2 separate regions of the Homo sapiens genome follow, and region 1 is linked to region 2. Evidence: read pairs that join two places in POLR2A ChIA-PET (ENCODE). Cell type or tissue: MCF 10A. All regions are shown on one strand. Links, peaks and the distances in the headings refer to the core of each region. The heading gives the core; the rest is flanking DNA. Region 1 overlaps LPGAT1 (lysophosphatidylglycerol acyltransferase 1). Region 2 has its middle 97 kb from the start of LPGAT1-AS1.

Region 1 (12,006 bases), core at 2,308-10,307, 120 kb after region 2:
ACACTTTCTTTTTTTTGAGTATCTTACAGGTATTATACAAATGTCTTCTGATATTAAATGTTATATGAAGCCAGATTGAATTTTTTCCTATTATTGACTTGGTCTTTTTGCCTGTCTGCCCAAAGGGATTCTCCCTTTATCTCTCATATCTAGTAACTTTATTAGGATATAGTGGTATTGACTGTGTAGCTCAATTTTTCCTGGTACATGTGTGCCTTTTTAATATTTAGATTCAAACGTATTTTCATTTCAGGAAAGTTTTCTTTAATCATATCTTTAAATATTTACTTTGTCTCATTGTTTTGGTTTTCCTTTTTGGAGACCTTAGTTATATGTATGTTGAATCTCCTTTTGTATGTCTTTTATATCTGTTATTTTTCCTTTAATCCTTTTAAACCGTTTTTCATTTGTTTGTTTCTTTCATGTCTTTTACTGTGTTTTCTGCAACGTCTCTTCTTTGTTCTCCTATCAGTTTCTTCTTCATTTCTGTGATGGCTTTGTTTATTCTTCTATTTTTTTTTTTTGTTTAGTTCTACCAATTCATGCTTCCCTATTCCTGTTATCTAGACATTTCTCCCTTGAGTTCTTGTATTTCTTGTTTGTGGTCTTGTTCTTAGTGATGATGGCTTCACTGATTTTCTTAAAATCAAGCAAAATTATTCAGTTATAATTTTTGTCTTCTCCATTGTAATTTTTTTTTAGTGTACTCTGACAGTTGGTACATTATCTATCATTTTTCTTAAAGTATCTCTCAGTCAGTACCATGCCAGTTACCTTTTTTTCCTTGTGACTTAATGAATTGGATTTTCCTCAATCTGTTATTTGTAGGAGGTTTGTATGGGGCCAGGGTAGATTTCCAGATTTCTGCCTCAGAGGTAGTCTTTTTCACATATGACACCTGGGTGTGTTTCTCTGTGTGGCCACAAGTCTTCTGCCTCTCTAAAAAAATGTCTAGACCTTCTAGAAGGTCTTTTGCCGCTAATTCTGAACTTTCCACTCCTTCCTTTGCAGCTGTGATTGGAGGGACATGGCTCCAGCATGCCAATGTAAACCACCCCCCTGCCTGCCTTTTTTTTTTTGAGACGGAGTCTCACTCTGTTGCTCAGGCTGGAGTGTAGTGGTGCAGTCTTGGCTCACTGCAACCTCTTGCCTCCTGGGTTCAAGCGATTCTCTGCCTCAGCCTCCCGAGTAGCTGGCAGTACAGGCGTCTGCCACCATGCTTGGCTAATTTTTGTATTTTTAGTAGAGTCGGGGTTTCACCATGTTGGCCAGGCTGATCTCAAACTTCTGACCCCAGGTGATCCATCCGCCTCGGCCTCCAAAAGTGCTGGGATTACAGGCGTGAGCCACCGTGCGCGGCAACTCTTTTCTTAAGGAAAGGTATTGTTCTGTTGCTTTCTGAGATCTGCCACTGTCAGGCCCTCTTCATCACATGCCACACTGTCTTGCCCTATAAGCTGCTCTCCACCCCAGCATAGATTGTATGCCTTGTTTGATCTCAGCCTTGTTCTCAGGTACTTTGGTGGTTTTATTTTTTAGATTTAAATTTTTTGGTTTTTTTTGTTGTTGTTGGAGACAGGGTCTTGTTCTGTCACCCAGGCTGTAATACCATGGTGCATTCCAACTCACTACAGCCTGAAACTTCTGGCCTCAAGTGATCGTTCCCATCTCAGCCCAAGTAGCTAAGACGACAGGCATGTACCACCATGCCTAGGTAATTATTTTAATTTTCTTGTAGAGATGGGGCCTTGCCAAGTTGCCCAGACTGGTCTCAAACTCCTGGCCTCAGGCAGTCCTTTCACCTGGCCTGCCAAAGTGCTGTGATTATAAGCATGAGCCACCGCACCCGGCCTGGGATTTTTATATTTTTGTTTTTCTCCTAGGTTTTCTGAAAAAGCAGTTTTGCGCAGTTTTTTCTCCTTGTTGCTATCTGTATTTTCCCAGAAGATTCATGCCTATAATGCTGCTATGTCCATACCAAAAAGTACAACACAAGATTTTTGTTTAACTATGTAATTATAATTAAAATAGCACTGCCACCATCCTATTGTACACTGGTTGATTATTATAGAATGGAGAGCAATTTTACCATCTAATTAATTTTCTTTGAGGTCTGTTGAAAAGCATAAAGTAGGCTCCAAAGTGTGTTTCTTTTGTCTCCCAGTGGTTTCCAACGTGTTTTGATTCTTAGACTGCTTACCAGTAGCATATGTTTAAGACATCCACTCTATTTCCATTTGGCTGCAGTAAGAAAATGTCATCAAAACGAATGGAAGGAGTGAGTTACCTTTGGTACTTTAGTAAGGAATATGAAATAAATGTGACATTAATACAGTAAAGCTCTAGGGTCTGGTCTGCCTTGAGAACTTTAAAGATCACTAGTGCACTCCAAAGTTTGACAAATATTGTTACATAAGAGTTTACCATTCCTAATCTAAAATTAGGGTTTGCTGAGTATTTAGGCTTTGTTTTAGGAGTTTCTTTTCAGAGTTTGCAAATTAGTGGCCATATTCAGAAGCTGATCTGTTTTATTTTGTCTTAGCACTATTTAAACTTAAATTAGTTGTCAACATTTCAAATTAGGGAGATTTCACAAAACATGAAAACAAATTCCACATTTCCAGCTATTCTTGAGAAATTAGAGATCTGGCCATGCTGAGCCCTTGTTCCTGCATAGTAACGATTTGCTGGAGCTGCATGATGACCACCCCCTTTACTGTCCAGTTTATCCAAGATCCTGCTTCTTGTCTTATTTTGGGCCTACTTTACTTATTAAGGATACTTGCTTGGATCCCAGAGACTTGGGTGATGTTCATTTTAAAATATTTAAATTATAATTACTAGTCTATTTCTGTTAAGCATGGTTTTGCATTTATATGCCCTAGTAGTGCCTAAGACTAATGAACCCTGCCATTAAAAACTGAAAGTTGGCTGGGTACGGTGGTTCACGCGTGTAATCCTAGCACTTCGGAAGGCCAAGGCGGGTGGATCACTTGAGGTCAGGAGTTTGAGACCAGCCTGGCCAACATGGTGAAAACCCGTCTCTGCTAAAAATACAAAAATTGGACTGGTGTGGTGGTGCATACCTGTAGTCCTAGCTACTCGGGAGGCTGAGGCAGGAGAATTGCTTGAACCCAGGAGGCAGAAGTTGCAGTGAGCTGAGATCGCACCACTGCACTCCAGCCTGTCTCTGGACAGAGTGAGACTCTGTCTCAAAACAAAAACAAAAACAAAAAACCTGAAAGTTTGTTAGTAATCTCAACTGCTGATTTTATGAAGCAGAGGCATTTAATAGGAACGAAAAAATGAAGCACCATTACCAAAAGCTGTGGTCACAAGGTTTTTCAAGTTTCATGTATCCTATTACTGACATGGTAAAATGTTGCCAGTTGTTTATACACTCATTAGTTAGTAGAATGTCTCATTTCTTCTTAAGAATATAATTATCTAAAATCTAGATTATTAAAAATTCTTTCTTTCTTTTTTTTTTTTTGAGATGGAGCCTCACTCTGTCCCCTAGGCTGGAGTGCAGTGGTGCGATCTCGGCTCACTGCAACCTCCACCTCCTGGGTTCAAGTGATTCTCCTGCCTCAGCCTCCTGAGTAGCTGGGACTACAGGCGCCGGCCACATGCCCGGCTAATTTTTGTATTTTCAGTAGAGACGAGGTTTTGCCATGTTGGCCAGGCTGGTCTCGAACTCCGGACCTTAGGTGATCCACCTGCCTCTGCCTCCCAAAGTGCTGGGATTACAGGTGTGAGCCACCATGCCCAGCGACGGATGGTTTTATGAATAGTTGAGTTCGTTATGAACTGCATGTTCAAAATGCATTTGTGACAAGTTTTTTGAAAAACAGAGATCAATATATACGTTTCCCCCTAATATGATGGTTCCATTTATTAAAGTTAATTGAGGTCCTTGAAGGGAAGAAAATTAACTGGGGGCTAAATTTATAAGTATAGGTTACATGGATAAGGAACTAGGATGTCATTTGGAATAATTGTTGCAGGCTGTTTTATACGGTTGGGATAGAATTTGTTTTTGTATATGAGACTCTGAATTGAGCAGCCATTATAAAGTGTAAATAATCATTCTAAGCTGTGTTAAGCCTCAGATATTTGTATACAGATGTATTTTCAACAAATAATAGATATTGCAAAATAAGTATATTAGAGATAGCATGATGTGTTGGGGAAAAAACATTGATTTTTGAGCTAGTATGAGGTTGGATCCTGTTTCTCCCACTTGCTAGTTTTATCTTTGAGCTAGTTGCTTAATTTCTCTGAGCTTCAGTTTCATCATCTGTAAAAATGGAGGTTATGAAACTTGAATGTAAAGTGAAGCCTGGTGTTTGGCACTCTATAAATGATAATTTCATTATTATTAGAATGATCATTATTATATTAATGTCTAGGAAAATAATTATGTTAGCCTTTTGGGAAAAGGCATGTGTAAATGAATAAAAGCTAACTTATGAGGTAGTCTTAGAAATATATCTGAGGCTATTCAGGCCTAGCTAGTAGTGTAGCTCAATCGAGTTCTTGCTTTAATCAATCAATAAAAATAATTTAGGCCGTAGTCTGAATAAAATATTAACTAATTAGATTTTATGTTTGTAAATTTTGCAGTGCTTCAAAGCAATTTATTAATTCAGTCACCTATTCTAATGCAAAAATTTGAGTGCCTTCTCTGTGTCAGATATTGTGCTGGTGGCTGGGAGTACAGTGGCAAACAAAACAACATAGTTGCTGTTCTTAAGAAGTTTACATGTTAGTGTGGGAGAGAGACAACAGGAGTCACATCATAACCACGGAATCACATGTGAAAAGGGCTATGAGAGGATGAGACAGAGGACTTGAGCTTGAGACTAGTGGTGCCAGGGAGGGATGCCCTTGAGAAAGGAACACTGAAATTGAGACCTGAGGAATCAGTAGGAGTTGGCCAGGTGAAGCTAGGAGGAGGGACAGCATGCACAAAGGCAGAAAAGCCAGGCGCAGTGGCTCACGCCTGTAATCCCAGCACTTTGGGAGGCCGAGTCGGGTGGATCACAATGTCAAGAGATTGCGACTATCCTGGCTAACACGGTGAAACCCCGTCTCTACTAAAAAAAATACAAAAAATTAGCCGGGCGTGGTGGCGGGCGCCTGTAGTCCCAGCTACTCAGGAGGCTGAGGCAGGAGAATGGCGTGAACATGGGAGGCGGAACTTGCAGTGAGCCGAGATTGTGCCACTGCACTCCAGCCTGGGTGACAGAGCAAGACTCAGTCTCAAAAAAAAAAAAAAAAAAAAAAAGAAAAGCATTTGTCATGTTTGAGGAACAAAGGGAAGGCCAGTGGCTGCAGCAGGGAGGGAGTGAGGGGGAGAGGAGTTTAGTGGTTGAGGGAAGCTGGTGAGGCCAAATCCTTTAAAGCTTTGTAGTGCATATTAAGGATTTTGAAATTTATCTTGAGGAAACCATCGAAGAGTTTTAAGTAAGGGAATGATGAAATCAGATTCCCATTTGTAATTCTACTCTGCAGCTTTGTAGAAATGGACTCAAGAGAAGCCAGTGTGTGTGGCCAGGAGACCGTGTGGAAGATTCTCACCTTATCAGGTGAGGGTGATGGTTGGTCTAGTGATGATGGCAGTGGAGATGGAAAGTGAACTGATTGGAGAGTTTTATAGGAGGGAAAATTGTCAGGACTTGCTGAGAGATTAGACATGGAGGATGAGGTAGAGAGAGAGGTGACAGGGATGCCCCTGAGGTTTCTGGTGTGAGCTGCTGGGTAGATGGGGAAGTTTAGAGAGGAGGTAACTGAGAGGAAAGATTTTAAAAATTTAAAAATTTAGCATAGGGTAGATGAAAAACATCCAAGTGGAGCTGTGAAATTGACATGGATGTGCAGTCTGGAACTTGTAAGGGAAACTTGAGCTAGAAAGAGAAATCGGCAAATTATCCATGGTGTTTAAAGCTGCTATCACCTAGGGATATCTCAGTACGAAGTGACGAGAGGCCCAGGATTAACTTGTGAGGGAATGCCACCATTTGGAGGTTAAGAGAGGAAGATGGGAAGAGAAGAAGTGGAAGGAATGCCAGCCTTAAGAGTGTGGGGTCACAGAAGTCCACAGTGTTTCAATGCAGGGACCCGCTGAATGCAGCTGAGCATTTATTTACATTTTCCAAGATGAGAGCTGACATATCTTTTATTGTATTTAGCAAGAGCAGCTTTGTTGAGGTGGTAGAAGTGTAACTAGATTGGAGTGGGTCGAAGATGAATGATGAATGGGAGAGGACAAAATGGAAACAAGAATGTATGATTTTCCAGAAGTTTGGCTGTGAAGGAGTAGAGGGTGATACTGGAGGGAGTGATATAGGGTCAAGGGAAGACTTTTTACATTTTTTATTTTTTAAGGTGGAAAAGTCTAGATCCTGACCCACTTAGGGTTGTACCTGATGAAACCGGGATCATTTACTTACACAGCTAGTGTATTAGGAAACTGTTCTTGGTGAGGATTGAATGAAAGAATGCATATCAGCACTCCATACATGGAAAGCACTTAAATGTTGGCTCTGTTGGCAGAATCAGGCTGAGTGGTCCAGAGCCCCCATGGATCTGGTCCTGTTCCAAGCTCTTTAGTAAGGCTGCTCTCCTGCAACCCCTCCTCATTTTCTCAGTTTCATTCTTCCTCTCCCCAAAATCTGTTCTTTGTTTCTTTGAAAATTTCTACCTGCCTGTCTAACCTTGTGACACCCTTCCACACTGCTCCAGTTTCCACTCTTTGCCTCCCTCTGAACCTCTTTGGCATCAACTCTGTAGTTGTGGTTCCTAACTATTGGGCTGAGATTTCCTCCAGTGCTTCAGAGTTATCTCAGGGGGTCAGGAATCCATACGCATATTAAGTACCATCTGTGGATGAATAAATAATGTGTCTTGTAAATATGTGCTAATGTTTTTCAAATATATGTGGCTGCTGTTTTGATTAATAAGAAATCCTTTAAAAGCTTTTAAATTTTGTTGTTACTTTTATTATGGATATTTTCACTCAATTCTAAAAGAACTGATATGTTAAGGCTGGACACATTTTTTGACCTTAAAAAAGAATGTTCATACTTGACAAGGTTAGGAATCATTGCTCTACAACATTCAGATTTCTCCTTCATGTTCTTGACTATTACCTTTTCTTTTCCTGTCTCTTTAACAGACTTGTAAATTGCTTAAGGGCAGGGGTTGTGGTTCTTTCTTCTTTCATGTACCTTACTGCAGAGGTTGGCAAGCTACAGCCCTTGGGCCAAATCCAGCTCACTGCCTGTTTCATAACTCCCCTCCAGCTAAGAAGCTTGTACAGATGAACATTTGCAATCAACCTGATGCTAAGAGAACACTAACTTTGAACTCCAGTTAAGCAAAATGTTCTCTCCTGAGAAATAATTCCATTCTTGTCATTAGTAGACCTGCATTATATAAATTGTATTCAATTATTATTAATTTTTTATTTTGAATTTTGTCAATAAAATTTTCGTAGAAATTTGTTAGAAAACAAATTTGTTACATAAGTACCGACATAATACCCTCATTTGCCTCTTGGCCTGCATATTTGAAAATTTTGCTCTCTGATCCTTTATAGAAAAAGTTTGAGGACCCCTGCTTCGTAGTCATAATTTCTAACCTTGTCTAAACATCTGAATTATTTGAGGAGCTTTAAGTAAGAAAACATACGTATTTATAAGCATAAATATATATATTCCTGTACCCTGGAGATTCTGTATCAGTACATCGGGGTGGAGCCTGGGAACTTATATTTTTAACAAATTATTGAATTGTTTGGGAATCACTTCCTTTTAATGCATTCGTAGAGTTGAACCCCAAGAGATAATGAAATGAATATTGAGTTATATTCATAGATAAATTCTTACTTCAGCATTTAGTAGCTATGAGACCTTATCCAAATAACTACTTGTTTTGCTCGTTTAAAAATTTTTTAATTCTTTTATTTATAGACAGTTTTGCTTACTTTCTGCAGTGGTAGTTCTTTTACCTTTGGAGGTTTATTAGAACCTCTTTCAGAATCTGATGAAAGTAAATAGCCCCTCCCTCTAGAAGGGTGCACCTGTGTTAGTTTCCTGTGACTACCAAAACAAATTACTACAGAAGTGCTTAAAGAAACATAAACTTATTCTCTCACTGTTCTAGAGGCCCGACATTCAAATCAAGGTGTCAGCAGGGCCAAGATCCCTCCAGAGGTTCTGGGGGAGATCCCTCACCTCTTCCAACATCTGGGCTGCATTCCTGGGCTTGTGGCTGCATCACTCAGCCTCGGCCTCCAGGGTCACATTACTGCCCTTTCTTCTCTGTGTATCTCTGTTACACAAGGACTCGAGTCGTTGGATTTAAGGTTCATCTGGATAATCCAGGATAAGCACTTCCTCTCAATATTCTTAACTTAATCACATTTTTTATCATATAAAGTAACATTCACAGGTTCCAGGGATTTGACATGGATATCTTTGGGGTTGTGGAGGGGTGCATTTTTCAGCTTTCCATAGAACCTTTGCACATGGTCACAATTTTACAGTTTCAAGGAGTCACAACTCTGAAGTCCATTAATGGATCCTATGGACTCTAGGTTTGGGCTCCTTGCTCAGTGAGAACCTTATACCTATAGTGTGTTCTAGTTAATCTCTTTATTCTTTCCTGTCTCTGTGTCATATGCTTACATTAATCATCCTATTAATACCATTTTCAAAATGATGTTTTTTTCTTGTAACCTTAGATTTTTCCATGTATAGTTTCCTGGTTAGGTTAATTTCTCTGGTTCCCTTAGAAACTTTTTATCCTTTGATAAGACTTTTTGTTAAAAAGAAAGCCCTCCCAAGCCTTTTTACTTCATTCTGCAGTAGGGAGACTAACTTCTGTGCCAACACAGATAACCAGTAATGCTTCTAGTGAGAAGAAACACCTTGATTGAGTATCTGCTGTGCCAGGCCGTTTAACAAGTGCTTACACATGGCTTCTTACTTAATGTTGAAAACAATCCTGTCAAGGGAAGTGGTATCAGTGAGCAAATGAAGATCTGTGGAAGTTAGGTAATGTGCACAATGTGAGTGATAGAGCTGGCAAGAGCCGAGCTAGTCTTTGAGTGAAGGGCTGCTCTAAAGCCCATGTGTTTTCATTATACCATGAATGCTCTTATCCTCCAGGATATAAAGATAATCTCATCTTTTTTGTTTTTTAGGCAGAGTCTCACTCTGTCACCCAGGCTGGAGTGCAGTGGCGGGATGGCAGAGTCTCACTCTGTCGCCCAGGCTGGAGTGCAGTGGCGGGATGGCAGAGTCTCACTCTGTCGCCCAGGCTGGAGTGCAGTGGCGGGTGGCAGGATCTTGGCACACTGCACCCTCCACCTCCCAGGTTCAAGCAATTCTTGTGCCTCAGCCTCCTGAGTAGCTGGGACTACAGGTGCACACCACCATGCCTGGCTAATTTTTGTATTTTTTGTAGAGACGGAGTTTCATCATGTTGGCCAGGCTGGTCTTGAACTCCTGGCCTCAAGTAGTCCACCCACCTTGGCCTCCCAAAGTGCTGGATTACAGGCATGAGCCACTGTGCTGAGCCAAGATACTCCCATCTTTAAAAAAAATCCCCATTTAGCAAACTAGCCTCCATCATTCCCGACAGCTCTTCATTCCTTCCCTCTGACCCGTATGTTATCAGTTCCTTTTACCTACTGGCTTTCTGTTGTTTATAACATAATGTTAAGGATTCTCGTGCTTTAATAACCTGGCCCAAGCCTGCCTTATCTTTTGGGTGCTCCCTCCCTTTATTCTTTCTGCTGCAGTGTAGAATGTCCCTCCTATCAAGACCCAGTCCTTTTGTTTGGATTTCATTCCTCCCTGCTTGCTCATAAACCTTCCTTCATTGTTAATGTCCTCTTTCTTTAACTTTCATAAAAACTCTTGACTTTCCAATTACTTTTAAAGAATTGGAGGATATGGTAGCCTGGGTCTGTGTTTCCAAATATCAGCAAGAGACTAGAGCTGAATAGTGTCTCCCCACTTTGGGTGGTGAATGTTCTCTTTATTTAAACACAGTCCCACTGCTCCCTATTGTCATATAGGAAGCCTACTTCCCTCTGTTGTCACCTGTGTGGTGATAAAACAGGAATTTTGTATTCCCTGGCCTAAAGTCTAGTATCTGACTTTTAAAAGTAATCCTATAATCTGAATTTGTATTTATAGATATAATCTTATTTCCTCTTCTTCTCAGTACCAGCTGTCTCCCCAGGAAGGTTACTACCCGGGCATGTTCTCGCTGTCTTTTGTATCTCTTCCCTTCATATTTCAGCTCACAATGACTTCTTTTCCTAGCTTCTGTGGTACGTACATATTTTCGTGTGTATTGTATTATTTCACAGTTTGTTTTTTATTCCCAATAAGTGAGCAAACTTCTTGAAGACAGGGATTGTATTACCTCAATTAAAAAGTTGACTTAAGTTTTATATGGAAGAAAACATACCTTTAAAAAGCAAAAATCACACAGCTAAGTGAGATGCTGGCATGATGATGGGCATATGAGATGCTGACATGATGATGGGCATGAGAGCTGAATATGACAGGGAACAGCATATTCAAGATTCCAGTCTATCTGTACTCCAGGGCATACATCTGTTGACTGGAAAGGCAGGCAAATTGTGTATACTATTTAAAATGTTTATCTGTTTTAATTTTTCTTTTTTCCTTCCACCCTCTATCTTCCGTCACGTTCTACTTTCTCTTGAATTGCATTAATTACTTCATGATAGAATTCTAGTATACTTTTATGTCTTCTGCAGTGGTAGAACCCTGTGTCTCTCTGAAGAAAATAAAACCAGTTGAATGAATGAACATATCAATTAGTGCTTTGGGGGATAGTGAACAGGAGGTGGTGTAAATTAATTATATTTACCATCTGTGTTTTTCTTTTCAACTAATTCATTCAGGCAGGGAGGAACCATAGAGTTACGTTTCTTCTGCTTGACTTAAAATATCTCAAAATTCCTTTCCGGCTCTACATTTCTTTAAGATCAAAACCCTTACTATATATAATAGTTCAGTTCTAAAGCTTTTTAGAGCTCTGTTAGCAAAACAGAGAGGTATTCATGTTGTACACGTATTCCTGGCAATTTGGTGTAATCCTTTACCTTTAGGAGATGTTAGAATTTCCTTTTTTCCATTTACTCATTTTAGGAATTGTATTAGTCTGTTCTTAACACTGCTAATAAAGACATACCCAAAACTGGGTAATTTATAAAGGAAAGAGGTTTGAATGACTCACAGTTCCACATGGCTGGGGAGGTCTCACAATCATGGTGGAAAGTGAATGAGGAGCAAAGTCATGTCTTACATGGCGGCAGGCAAGAGAGAGCTTGTGTAAGGGAACTCCTCTTTATAAAACCATTGGATCTCGTGAGACTTATTCACTATCATGAGAACAGCATGGGAAAGACACGCCCCTCATGATTCAATTACCTCCCACCAGGTCCCTCCCACGACACATGGGAATTATGGGAGCTATAATTCAAGATGAGATTTGGGCAGGGACACAGCCAAACCATATCAGGAATCTAAGGCCGATACTGCTAAATTCCATTACTTAGTTAAAGTTTTCCCAATGTTATAAAATTAAAAGACCTTTGATTTACATTTGAATCTCTGAATTCAGTGTTGTTGCTCAACTTATACATAAATGAAAGGAGTTATTTAAAAGGGTGAGACAAGAAACCTTTGAGCAAGTTGGGGATTTTGTACAGGTGGAAGTGCTGTTATTGGGACATACTATAGAAAGAAACTTAAGATGTGAAGTCTTAGCTACCTCAGCTCTCAGTGGTTTAACACAATTAATTTTTTTTTTTTGGAGTCTCGCACTGTCGCCCAGGCTGGAGTGCAGTGGTGTGGTCTTGGCTCACTGCAAGCTGCACCTCCCAGGTTGACGCCATTCTCCTGCCTCAGCCTTCCGAGTAGTTGGGACTATAGGCGCCTGCCACCACACCCAGCT
Region 2 (12,006 bases), core at 403-8,402:
TTTTCTTATATCCAACCTAAACCACTCATTGCAATCTTTTAATTTTTACTTTTTAAAAATGAGGGGTCTGTCACCCAGGCTGGAGCTTAATGGCGCAATAATAGCTCACTGCGGCCTCAACCTGAGTTCAAGGGATCCTCCCACTTCAGCCTCTCACTGCAATCTTAAGCCTGCTTCAATTCTCTGTGATTGGGGAAGATGGGAAACTCCCACAAAGCTTTGGCCAGAGGGAAATAACTCCTGTCAGAATTCAGTCTCCCCTGACACCAACTATTCCACATAGAAAAACCCATCTGTCTTTCCAGACCCTATAGAAACACCCTGACCCTGATTTGTCTAACCAAGCACGATCCTTCATATTTCTCTGTAACCAGTATTGTGTACACTCAGCTGCCCGACCCTGGGGTTGGCTGCAATGTGGATAAATGGTGGCTAATGTTATCAGGTCCTGTTAATGGGAACGAACAGCTCTCTCCACTGTCCCACACCCTATATCAGCCACCTGGCTATTCTCCGAGTCTCTGTTTCTTCTCATCACATCTCTCTGAGCCTTGGCCTCTTCATCTGTGAAAGGGGGCTCATAGTTACCCTGTTGAAGAGTTGTGAAGATTAAATGTGATAACACTCACAAAGCCTGGTGCCTGGCGGGTGCCCAACAGATATTGGTTGCCTTCCTCCTCAGTGGTGGATTGGCCAGCCTGGCCCAGTGGCCCAGAGAGCAGCGGGGACAGGAACTTCAGCCCTACAAAACAGTGACATTTCAGGTCATCTCTGCCTTAAAGAAGGATGACGTTCCAGGTCTCATTTGAGGACCTAGAAGGGACTAAAAGCTCTTAGACTCAAGAGGAATGTATCCTTTTCTGTTGGGAGGAGGGTATTTCCATCTCTCAGCCTTCCCTGTCAGCACAAGTATTGATCCCTGGGGAAGTGAGAGAGGGGGCAGGGGAGTGCCAGGAAGATATGGGAGAAGTATCACCAGTGCAGTGAGCCGACCCAGACATCCTGTCATTCTTTCTGAGACTTATTTGGTCAACTGCAAAATAAATGGGCTTATATCCAAAGTTAGTTTGCACCATCAAATCTACTGGACATAAGCCCCAAGGTTCAATGGGTGCTTCATACCTAACTGATCAGAACTCTTTCCCTACTAACAAGGTTTTGGAGAGTTTGCCACCCCCCAAAAATGGAGCAAGAAGCAAGGAAGTTTACATTGAGTATAAGGAAGAACTTAGTGAACTCTAGAAACAATTACATACTGAAAGAAGGAAGCATTCAGGCTTCATGGGTGCTTCTGAAGGGCCTTAAGACAGGAAGCCTGTTCAATCACAGAGGTGCATTTGCCAAGAGCCTCTCTGGAGGCAGAGGAATGGACTCTATGACCTCTTGGCCCTATTTTATCAGCAAGATTTCATGGAGGCCACAGCTGCAGACTTCCCAGCAGGAGGGCTTTGCCTGGGAGATGCGTTGTGGCCCAGCTCCCCACCAAACACATGCCTTCGAGACTAAGGGCTCAGGCAGTGCAGCCGCAGATATAAATAACCTTCGTGTGACTCTTTCTGTCCTTAGAGCGGATGCCTCCAGCCATTGCCCAGAATGGGATGGAGGGAACAGGAGAAGGGTGCACAGAGAAGTGGTGGGGGTGGAGTGGGGGTGGAGTTGGGGAGGGCTGGGGTTGACAGCTGAGAAGAGAGTGACGGTGAAGAGGCTGTGTTTTCTCTCACCTCCTAAGTGTGTGTGTCTGCATGTTTCTGTGAGATAGGTGTTCATGCAGGGAGAGGAGCTGTCCTACTTTTGGGGAACGGGGTGCTGTTCTTCACAACGTGCTTTCTTTCTTTTCCCACTACCATCATCCTAGTTCACAACCTCATTATGTCTTCCTGGAATATTGCTTTCACTTCCTAATTTCCTTGCTGCTAGTTTCAGTCTCCTCTGAGTGAACCTTTCTTACCATTGCTTCCCAATTCATTCTTCTTTTTTTTTTTTTTTAAATCTAGACAGAGTCTTACTCTGTTGCCCAGGCTGGAGTGCAGTGGCACGATCACAGCTCACTGCAGCCCTGACCTCCTGGGTTCAAGGGATCCCCCACCTCAGCTTCCTGGGTAGCTGGGATTACAGGCGCGTGCCACCACATCGGGCTAATTTTTTGTATTTTTTTGTAGAGGCGGGGTTTCACCACGTTGCCCAGGCTGGTCTCAAACTTTTGGGCTCAAGCAATCCACCCACCTTGGCCTCCCAAAGTGCTGGGATTACATATGTGAGCCCCCGCGCCAGCTGCAATTCACTCTTCTTGTTAAAAAAAAAAAAACAAAACTGGGTTCCCAATACAGTGCACATTCTTCAATATATCATTGAAGATCCTCCACAATTAGACACAGGCCTAGCAGCCAGACCTCTCTTTTCTTTTTTTTTTTTTGAGACGGAGTCTCGCTCTGTCGCCCAGGCTGGAGTGCAGTGGCGCAGTCTCGGCTCACCGCAAGCTCCGCCTCCCGGGTTCATGCCATTCTCCTGCCTCAGCCTCCCGAGTAGCTGGGACTACAGGCGCCTGCCACCACGCCCGGCTAATTTTTTGTATTTTTAGTAGAGACGGGGTTTCACCGTGTTAGCCAGGATGGTCTCGATCTCCTGACCTCGTGATCTGCCCGCCTCGGCCTCCCAAAGTGCTGGGATTACAGGCGTGAGCCACTGCACCCGGCCCAGACCTCTCTTTTCTACGGCCCTCTGTGTGTATCCCAGCCCGCAGTAAAACTGGCACCCTGGGCATTCCATGAGCTCAGTTTGCACTATCTTACCTTTGTGGCTTTGCTCATATTTTCCCTCTGTCTGAACACTCTTCCCTCCATCCGTGAAAAACCTGTTCGTCCTTCCATGTCCTGATTTCTAGCCAGACACAATACTCAGTATTCCTCCATAGCCCGTATCCCAATCCATCTGTGTGAAGCAGTCTAGCTGCATGGCCCTGGGGTCGGAGGCACTGTAGACAAATGGAGGCTAATGTTACCATGTCCTGCCAGGAGCAGCCAGCTCCCTCCACTGCCCCATGCCTCCCATCAGCTCCCTGGCTATTCTGGCCTCCAGCCCTGGTTCTCACCCTGGCTTGAAGCAATCCTGGCTGATCTGCCTGCTGGCCATCCCCAGTGTTCGCCTCGGAGACTGAGGCAGAGAGGCAAGCTGTCTGAGCTCTGAGCAGTGGAGAGGCTGGAGCAGGGCCTGCTAGTATCACAGAGGCTCACCGTGGGCCTCAAGTGCAGCTGAGGCTCTGAACTGAGGGCTGAGGTAGGAGGGAGTGGGCAGTGACTAAAACTTGCAAGAAAGTTTTAATTTTTTTAATTTTTTTTAAGAGTACTTATCTATCTCTTTCCTCCTAGTCATTCTCACCCTCCTCCAGCAGCAGCCTCCTCTTGGTCAGAATTTAGAATATGTTGTTGCTTTGGATGGCTGGGGTTTCAGTTTCCAGCTAGGTTCTTCCCTGTCCATCTTTCCTCCCTCCTGGCCCTTCTTTTTCCTAGACTATCTACTATGTGCAAATCATCATGTATATGTGTAGCAGGGACAGAGTCCCTGCCCCCAGGAAGCTCCCAGATGTTGTCACCTATGTCAGGGTACTCAGTGAGTGTCCGTGGTGCCAAGGTCTAGCTGAGGTGTCCAAGTGGCACTGAGGGAGACTTGAGCAGGACACACATTATTTGTGTTGACTAAGGAGGTATATGAAACCTGGAAGACCCTGTGGAAGGTGGAGTGAGCAAGGAAGACACCAGGGAAAACAAAGACAAAGAGGCTGGGCACAGTGGCTCACATCTATAATCTCAGCACTTTGGGAGGCTGAGGTGGGCAGATCATTTGAGGTCGGGAGTTTGAGACCAGCCTGGCCAACATGGTGAAACCCCATCTCTACTAAAAATACAAAATTAGCCGGGCATGGTGGTACGTGCCTGTAATCCCAGCTATTCGGGAGGCTGAGGCAGGAGAATCATTTGGACCTGGGAGGTGGAGGCTACAGTGAGCTGAGATGGCGCCATTGCACTCCAGCTTGGGTGACAGAGCAAGACTCCATTTCAAAAAAAAAAAAAAAAGGCAAAGAAAGGAAGCCAGAGGTGGCCTTTGGTTTCCCACCACTGCAGTCCAGCCTGATTCCAGAGCCAGCTGTGAACCCAATTCCTAAAGCTCAAATCTGAGGCTTCTGCTCCTACGTGGGCCGTGTGTTAGGTTGCTTGCCAGCTCGTGTTTTCCCCTCACACCCCTACCTGCCATGTGTTTTCATCTATGGATTCTGCAACAAGCTTTGAACCACAGGACCTCCCTCTGGATGACTGGATCTGGACAGGTAACCTTGGAAGCTTTCCAAGGCCATGTTTTCTGCTGTAAAGATGGTAAAAGAAAGCCCAGCTGGGTTCCTGCCCCAAATTCCCTGAACTGCCCCACCTTGTGTCCTCATACTGCAGTGAGATATTCATCTTTGTGCTTTTTTTTCAGGAAAGATACGTGACCTTTCCCTCCTCAGAGGCACCCACAAGTCCCTGAGGAGAAATGAAGGGTTAAAGCAACAAGGCAAAGACAAAAACAATGTTCAGCCTTTTCAACATCCGAAATAAAATATTGAGCATAGACAGAGAGATTTTTGTTGTAATAATAGACAAGAGAAAGAACAGTGGGATGACCATGGCCACTTTGGACATGCTGACTTTCTCATTGCTCCCTGAACCCCAGTACATTGCACGTCTCTGGGCCTTTGTCGGTGCTTGGCTCTCAGCATGCAACGCACTTCTCTCCCAACTCTGCCCAGCAAGCTCCAGCCCATCTCCTATGATTTACCCAAGTCAAAAGTCCTCCTTTCCAGGAAGCAGGAAGAACACTGAAGGCCCCGGGGCTGAGTACTACTGGCCTTCTGTTCTACTCTCTAGTAAAGCACCCGGCTTCTGATAACTTTATAATGTTCTGCTCACAGATCTGTCTCCTCTTCTAGACTGTAAATATCCAAAGGGAGGGATTGGGAGTTCATCTTTGCCTTCCTGGTGCTCAACATGGTGGCTGGCACATGGTAGGTAATCAAGAAAGTTTAACTATTTAACGCAAAATTCAGTGTCAAATTACCTAGCCTTCATGCAGTTTCCGGTCTGAGCCTTGCCACTGAGAAGTGGCTGTAAACACAAGAGCTATTGCTCAACCGATTCCTGGGTGTGGCTAGAAATGGCAGAGGCTAGTTCAATAGCGGGTGCCCCTAAGCCTTACTGCAAAGGATCCAGCATTCCCTGCCATGCCCTGAAGCAGCCTTATAATTCTGCAATCACTGCTAGATAAGCAGTGTAGCCCATAGGCCCTGAAGCTTGGCTCTTTTGTGACCAAGGTGAAGCCTCACCATCCCTGTCTCTGGGCTTCATGTTCTCCATCTGTCGTGAGGTTGTAGGTCCTAATTAGAAAGCTGTTAGAGATTCCTGAAAGGACTGTTATTGTACTGCAGCACAAAGAATATTATGTCAGGGTGCTATAAGAGCACAGCAAATAATGTGAACGAGGAAATAATAAGGGCACTTATTCCCAGAAGCATATTGATTTAAACCACAAAAACTCCTTGGAACAGGGCTCAAGAATTATAAAAGCCTGAGCAATCAGCAACCCCTGTGGGAGGGGAGCCCATGCCAGGCAATTGCTGGAGAGTTCATTTGGTTGGTCTTGGCAGGCCAGTTTTGTCCCTCAGGTGTTCTTGCTTTGGTGAAATTTCCCTGTTGTAATGAGCCCAGCCTACCTGCTGGGTTCTAGGGAGAAAGGACTATTATTTCCACATCCTTTGCATAAGAAGCAAAGGACTGGCCTTAGCACACAAGTGAATTCACTTATCATCCTCTGTGTGATGAAAACAGATCTCCAGATAACAGAAGCTGCATCATCACTTCTGCTTCTAAAGTCTGCATAGCAGGTCACACCCTGACCCAGCCACTGCTATCTCTGGACAGCAACTTGGGAAAACCAGTTACTCAGTAAATATGAAAAATAAAAAGTCACCTTAACAAATGCGTCATCCTGGAGTAGAAAAGCATGTTTAAACCTGCTTCCAACAGCAGAAAGGGCAGAGCCTGTAAGAAAAAAAGAATGATGGCACTAATTGGACAAAAATTTTAATTTAAAACTTGAAATGGGGGAGCACTGACCCCATTTCTCTGGAGTTTGCACATCCCAGGGGAAAGAAATAAAACATTAAATGGCAAAAAGTATCATAAGCCAAACTCTAAGATAGAATAAATTATAGGGAATATATTTGCAGCATTCATAATAGATATCAGAGTAATATCCTTAATATATAAAGGCATTTACAAATCATTAAGAAAAAGATCAGCAACTAGCATGGGAAATTGAGAACACAAAGAATCCACAAAAGAAAAAATAAAAATGACCAATGAACAGCTAAAAAAAAAAATGTAATAATGTAGCTATGAGCAGTGGGCCTGCCTGTAGTCCCAGCTACTCGGGAGGCTGAGATGGGAGGAATTGCTTAAGTCCAGGAGTTAAAAAAAAAAAAAAAGTAATAGTGAAATAAATATAATTTAAAAATGCAAATTTAAGCAATGAATTTAATTTTTACCTATTAGATTGGCCAATTTTTTTTTAGTGGTAAGTGGTGAGTTCATGTATGACATTGAGTGGTAAGTGGTGAGTTCGTGTTCTAAAGCAAACAATAACTATATTCTATGACCCTGCAGTTCCATTCCTAGTTTCTCCTAAAGAAACCTTTGCACCTGGGCATAAGAAGACACATAGGAGAATGCTTAGAACACCCCTGTTTATAAGAGCAAATGCTGGAAGAAACCCAAATATCCATCAATAGATACATAGATATATAAATTATATATTTGTATAATAGAACACTATACAGTGGTAAAAATGAGTGAATTGTAGCTACATATAGCAAGAGGCATGAACATAAAGTTGAGCGTGTGAAGTCAGTCACTCTAATTCCATTTGTATAAATTGTATGGTGTTAGAAGTCAGAATAGTGGTTCCTTTCAGACAAAGACAGTAACTGGGAGGGAGTCAAAAGGGTTTCTGGGGTGCTAGTAATGTTTTGTGTCTTGATCTAGGCATGTGCTCCCTCAGAAAATGCACCACGCTGAACTTAATATACATGCACTTCTCTAAAAAAATTAAACGAAAATAATCAAAAGATATATTTCAATTATTTTTAATAGGTCTGCAGTATAAGAAAAATCACCTCAATTGCTTACTTTCCAAGATATATTAGAGGCATAGAAAAATAATGTAAGAATACATTTTCTTATCATTAACATTCTGAAACATGAGAGGAAGCCCCTCAAAATGCAAGGCCCCCTTCATTGTATACAATATTTAGTGTAGCACGCAGGCAAATACAGGTTTACAGATTTCTAAGAAATGGGTCTGGTATCATCTCCTTCTCCTTTGTCCAGCACTTTCTGAGCTGCCAGCAGGGAAGGCATTTGAATGTGTGACATACTTCATTTACAAATTTTTTAAAGCAAGTTATAAAAGAATACATAAGTACAATTTAATTTCTATAAAGGAAAAATATGCAGAACTAAGGCACATATTGTTAAAGGATACAAGCATATGTGGTAAAACTAACTAAAAGCAAGGAACTGGTAGAGACACAGTTTAGGAAAGTGGATTCTTCTTCTGAGGAGGAGGAGTGCAGGGATGGGGTCAGAGAAGGCACAGGGGGGCTTCTAGGAGACTGGTGATATTCTAGCTCTGAAGCTAGATGGTGGGTTCACAGATAAATATCTGTGTATTCTTTACGTCCTTCACATTAGAAATATTATTTGTATGTATTTAATATTTAATAAAAACAAATTTAAAATTATTTTAAATAGACTTTTATGCCATTCCTGTTGGGGGTGGGGTGGAGTATAAATTGGTAGAGTTTTTCTAGATGAAAGAGTGGCTATGAGTGAAAAATCATGTAAAGATTATACTTCTAAGAAATTTTCCTAAAACAGTGATCAGACAAGAAAGCAGAGGTATTATAAAAATATATTTATCAAATGTGGTTTATTAAGACAAAAATTAGAAACCATCTAAAGTCTTAAAATAGAAACTGATCAAATTATACTACTCCATAAAATAGAAAACTATGTAATATTAAGATTGATGATGATGATGTACATCTGTTGACTGTCATTGAACTACATTCATGATATATTTTTTAGTAAAATAAAGTTTCAAAACATTATGGTTATGGTATGATCTAATTATTTTTAACACAATATATTTTCATGTAAAGGTACATAAGTAAGAAGGTCTATAGCAATATTAATAAGGTGATTCTTTCTAAATGGTACATGTATTACTCACAGTCAAGAAAATAGGCCCAGTGCAGTGGTTCGTGCCTGTAATCCCAGCACTTTGGGAGGCCAAGGAAGGGAGATCTCTTGAGCCTAGGAGTACGAGACCAGCTTGAGCAGCATACTGAGACCCCGTCCCTACAAAAAAAAAAAAAAGAGAGAAAGAAAGAAAAGAAAAATTAGCCAGATGTGGTGGTGCACTCCTGTAATCCAGCTCCTCAGGAGGCTGAGGCAGGAGGATTGCTTGAGCCCAGGAGATCAAGGCTGCAGTAAACCGAGATTGCACCACTGCACTCCAGCCTGGGTAAAAGAGCAAGATCTTGTCTCAAAAATAAATAAATAAATAAAAATAAGCAGAAGAAAATAATCAAAAGATATATTTCAATTATTTTTAATGGGTCTGCAGTATAAAAAAATCACCTCAATTGCTTACTTTCCAAGATATAGTACAGGCATAGAAAAATAATGTAAGAATACATTTTCTTATCATTAACATTCTGAAACATGAGAGGAATCCCCTCAAAGTGCAAGGCCCCCTTCATTGTATACAATATTTAGTGTAGCACACAGGCAAATACAGGTTTACAGATTTCTAAGAAATGTGTCTGTATCATCTCCCTCTCCTTTGTCCGGCACTTTCTGAGCAGCCAGCAGGGAAGGCATTTGAATGTTGGCAGCCTTCAGCTGCATCCACAGCCGCATCTCAGTCAGCACCACACAGCTGCCTTCTGGGGTGAGGCAGCCGAGAGGGCAGGACAGGAGGGTGTGGCCAGGGGACACCTGGCGCTGGAGTAACAGCCCTGACTGCTCTAAGCATAAGACTGCCGCTCTTGACTCAGAACCTCTCCCCATCTCACCAAAACCATCACCCACACCTCTGGAGTGTTTTTAGGTGACAAATTCACTGATCAGTAAATCACTATAAAAAGCTCTTTCCGGTTGGGTGCGGTGGCTTATGCCTGTAATACCAGCCCTTTGGGAGGCTGAGGTGGGTGGATCACTTGAGGTCAGGAGTTTGAGACCAGCCTGGCCAACATGGCAAATCCCCGTTTCTACTAAAAATACAAAAAATTAGCTGGGCTTGGTGGCATGAGCCTGTAATACCAGCTACTTAGGGGGCTGAGGCAGGAGAGTTGCTTGAACCTGGGAGGTGGAGGTTGCAGTGAGCTGAGATCACACTACTGCACTCCAGCCTGGGTGACAGAGTGAGACTATGTCTCAAAAATAAAATAAAATAAAATATAAATCAAATAAAAAAATAAAAAGCCCTTCCAACGGGGAGGCTACTCAGTCTTAAACAGTGGCCAAAGGACTCCTTAGGGTTGCTCTGTCGTTCCCCCAAGCTCACCATCTTGGGGACCTTCTTGGTGACCCGTTTCTGACCACTCCTGGTTCGTGGCTCTTCCCTCAGCCATGTCTTTCTTTGGTTCTAAAGCTCAGAAAGGCAGCTGGGCTCTGGCAAGAGTCTACTCGGTGAGGTGTCCAGAATGGCAGCGCCCAGTTGCCCTCTGTGCCCTGTCCAAACTGCATAGTAAGACACAACTCGCGGTGTCTGCGGTGGGGCCCCCGACAGCACACAGCCCTGCAGTTGGGGCCATGAAGTGGTGAGGGAGGCCGAGGGCAGAGAAAGGGCGCTAAAGAGAGGCAAAGGCACAGGAGCTGGGGACAAGAAATGGGAAATGTGCCACAGGAGTTTCCCTTTCATCTCTGTTTCCCCCCTTTTTAAAAAAGCACAGGCACTTACCTAATGGCTGCCTGTTTCCTAAATAATATCTGGATAGAAAGAAGGATAAATGATTAAATTTGAGCATAGTTTTAATATTGTTTACCCTAGAAACATGCGAATTCATTATTTTTGTCCTAGTCAATCAAACTTAATTCAGCTACATCAGTGTCCATCGAGTGCCTGTGGAGGTGAGGGGTGGGCTAGGCCAGTGAGATGCACAAAGGTGAATAAGACACATTCTTGCCCTCCATAGGTTTCTAGAAATGTCGGAAATATTCAGTAAAATACAAGCCGTGATGATACCACAGAAGTGAGGAGAGCAACAGAGAAAAAGTAACTCACTTCCAAATTTTACATCTTTATTTTTGAGGACTAGCAAGCTTTCTGATTCCATCTGTGTGTGTGTGTGTGTGTGTGTGTGTGTGTGTGTGTGTTTTACTAGAGTCTATGTATTTCCATGTCGTGTTTTCCTGTGTTGTGCTGGCCTAGAATGGGCAGTTGCTGTGGCTGATCTTGGGTGCGCAGTAGCAGTGGTGGTGGGCTTCCCTCCAGGAGGCTGCCATAATGGGCCTGCCTCCCCAGACAGCTCCCTTTCCTTGTGCTTCTGTGTCCAAAATTCCCAATTCCTGGGAGAGGAATCTGGGCAGGTCACAGCATGAACATGACCACCTGGAACTATCTAGGGGTGTGTGCATCAGAAGTGCAGGGGAGGTTGTACTGGCCCCAGAGAAGAGCAGCTGAGCAGATAACCCACTGCAATTCGGAAGTATATACTATCGTTTCCTGTAAGTGTATCTTTAAGTCACTAACATGTGACAGGCAGAAGGCATGGAGGTGCGCAATGATTGCCCTCATGTTTTACATTGTGTGGCAGATCCATTTGTTTTATCTCTTTCTGCAGTAAAAAGCATCGTGTGATGACTCCCTGTTAAGTGACAGTACACCTGACTGCCGAGTCACCTTTTCAGATAAGGTGTGTTCCCCTTTTATTAGGTGCTATAAGGAGCAGTATTCAGATGCTCAGTCGTTTACCTGGCAACCACTTACTGGGTAGCAACTACATGCCTGATACGTGATTGCTTTGCTTGAGGAACCCACAGTCTAAGGTGCTTGAGGAACCCACAGTCTAAGGTGGGAGTCTGTGATATATAGAGCAGCAAAGTGACATGAGCCATTAAAAATTAAAATCTGTCTTCTCTTTCAACTGCTTGCCTACATTACAGATGAAATGCAAGGAATACCTACTTCCAAACAGACAAGCACAAGCCTTCTTAGTTGGGACCAAGCACAGCTGGCCACTGCAGCAGCAGGCACAGTGACAAATATTCATTGCAAGTGTGAAGAACCCTCATTACACTTTTAGGGATATCAGAGAGAAAGAACAGGTCTATTTCCTACCCCTGGGAGGGAGTGGAGAGTCTCATGGAAGAGATAGGCATATGTGCAGATGATCCCAGAATTTCCACCTAGGAGGGACACAGGGGCTTCATTTACTTGGGAAGGGGCAGGCTTGGGGACCTGGATTGTTGTGTTTTCACAGGACTTTACCTGAACTGAGAAAACGCCAGATGCTCATGACAAAGAAGGAAGTGTGTGTGTGTTGGCGGGCATGGGATGCTGATGGAGATTAAGAGGAGATGGCTAAGGCCTCCAACCCTGCTCTTGAAGGCAGCACTAGCCATAGGTAGAACTACATCATACATATAGGAAAGAAACATTGAAACATGCACACGGGAGTCAGGGACCTCGGCCTTAGGTGCCAGCTTTGCCGCTGGCTGGAGCAGGTCTTTTTTCTCTCTGGGCTGCAGTCGGGGGTCCTCTGGGATGCCCCTGTGCTTCAAGAGGCTCCAAAGACAGATGTGAGACAAGTGTGATATGCAGCAGAACCAAATAAACCTTGTCAAGCCAACCTCAGGTAAGGGCTGCTGCTCACTCAGCTTGCCTGGTCAGGACACGTGACCTTGATTTCCA

What was found. ChIA-PET counts read pairs that join two places held together with the same protein. Peaks named below come from ENCODE experiments on the same cell type or tissue, not always from the same donor. Only the 100,000 strongest peaks of a DNase experiment are listed, where the experiment ranks them.
Region 1: POLR2A ChIA-PET joins it to region 2 with 10 read pairs; 5 of 35 experiments call an interaction of 5 or more read pairs at or near these places.

Annotation. Positions count from the first base shown.
Region 1 is chr1:211,809,058-211,821,063 of GRCh38, reverse strand. All of the region lies in intron 2 of LPGAT1 (lysophosphatidylglycerol acyltransferase 1), which reads left to right. Among named protein-coding and RNA genes, the nearest start is that of LPGAT1, 16 kb to the left of the region's middle. In MCF 10A, for the core only: no CTCF peak of the experiment used is centred there; a DNase peak (open chromatin) is centred at 7,253.
Region 2 is chr1:211,922,325-211,934,330 of GRCh38, reverse strand. It overlaps the pseudogene LOC124904505. Among named protein-coding and RNA genes, the nearest start is that of LPGAT1-AS1, 97 kb to the right of the region's middle. RefSeq lists an enhancer at 5,488-5,989. In MCF 10A, for the core only: no CTCF peak of the experiment used is centred there; DNase peaks (open chromatin) are centred at 5,160 and 5,850.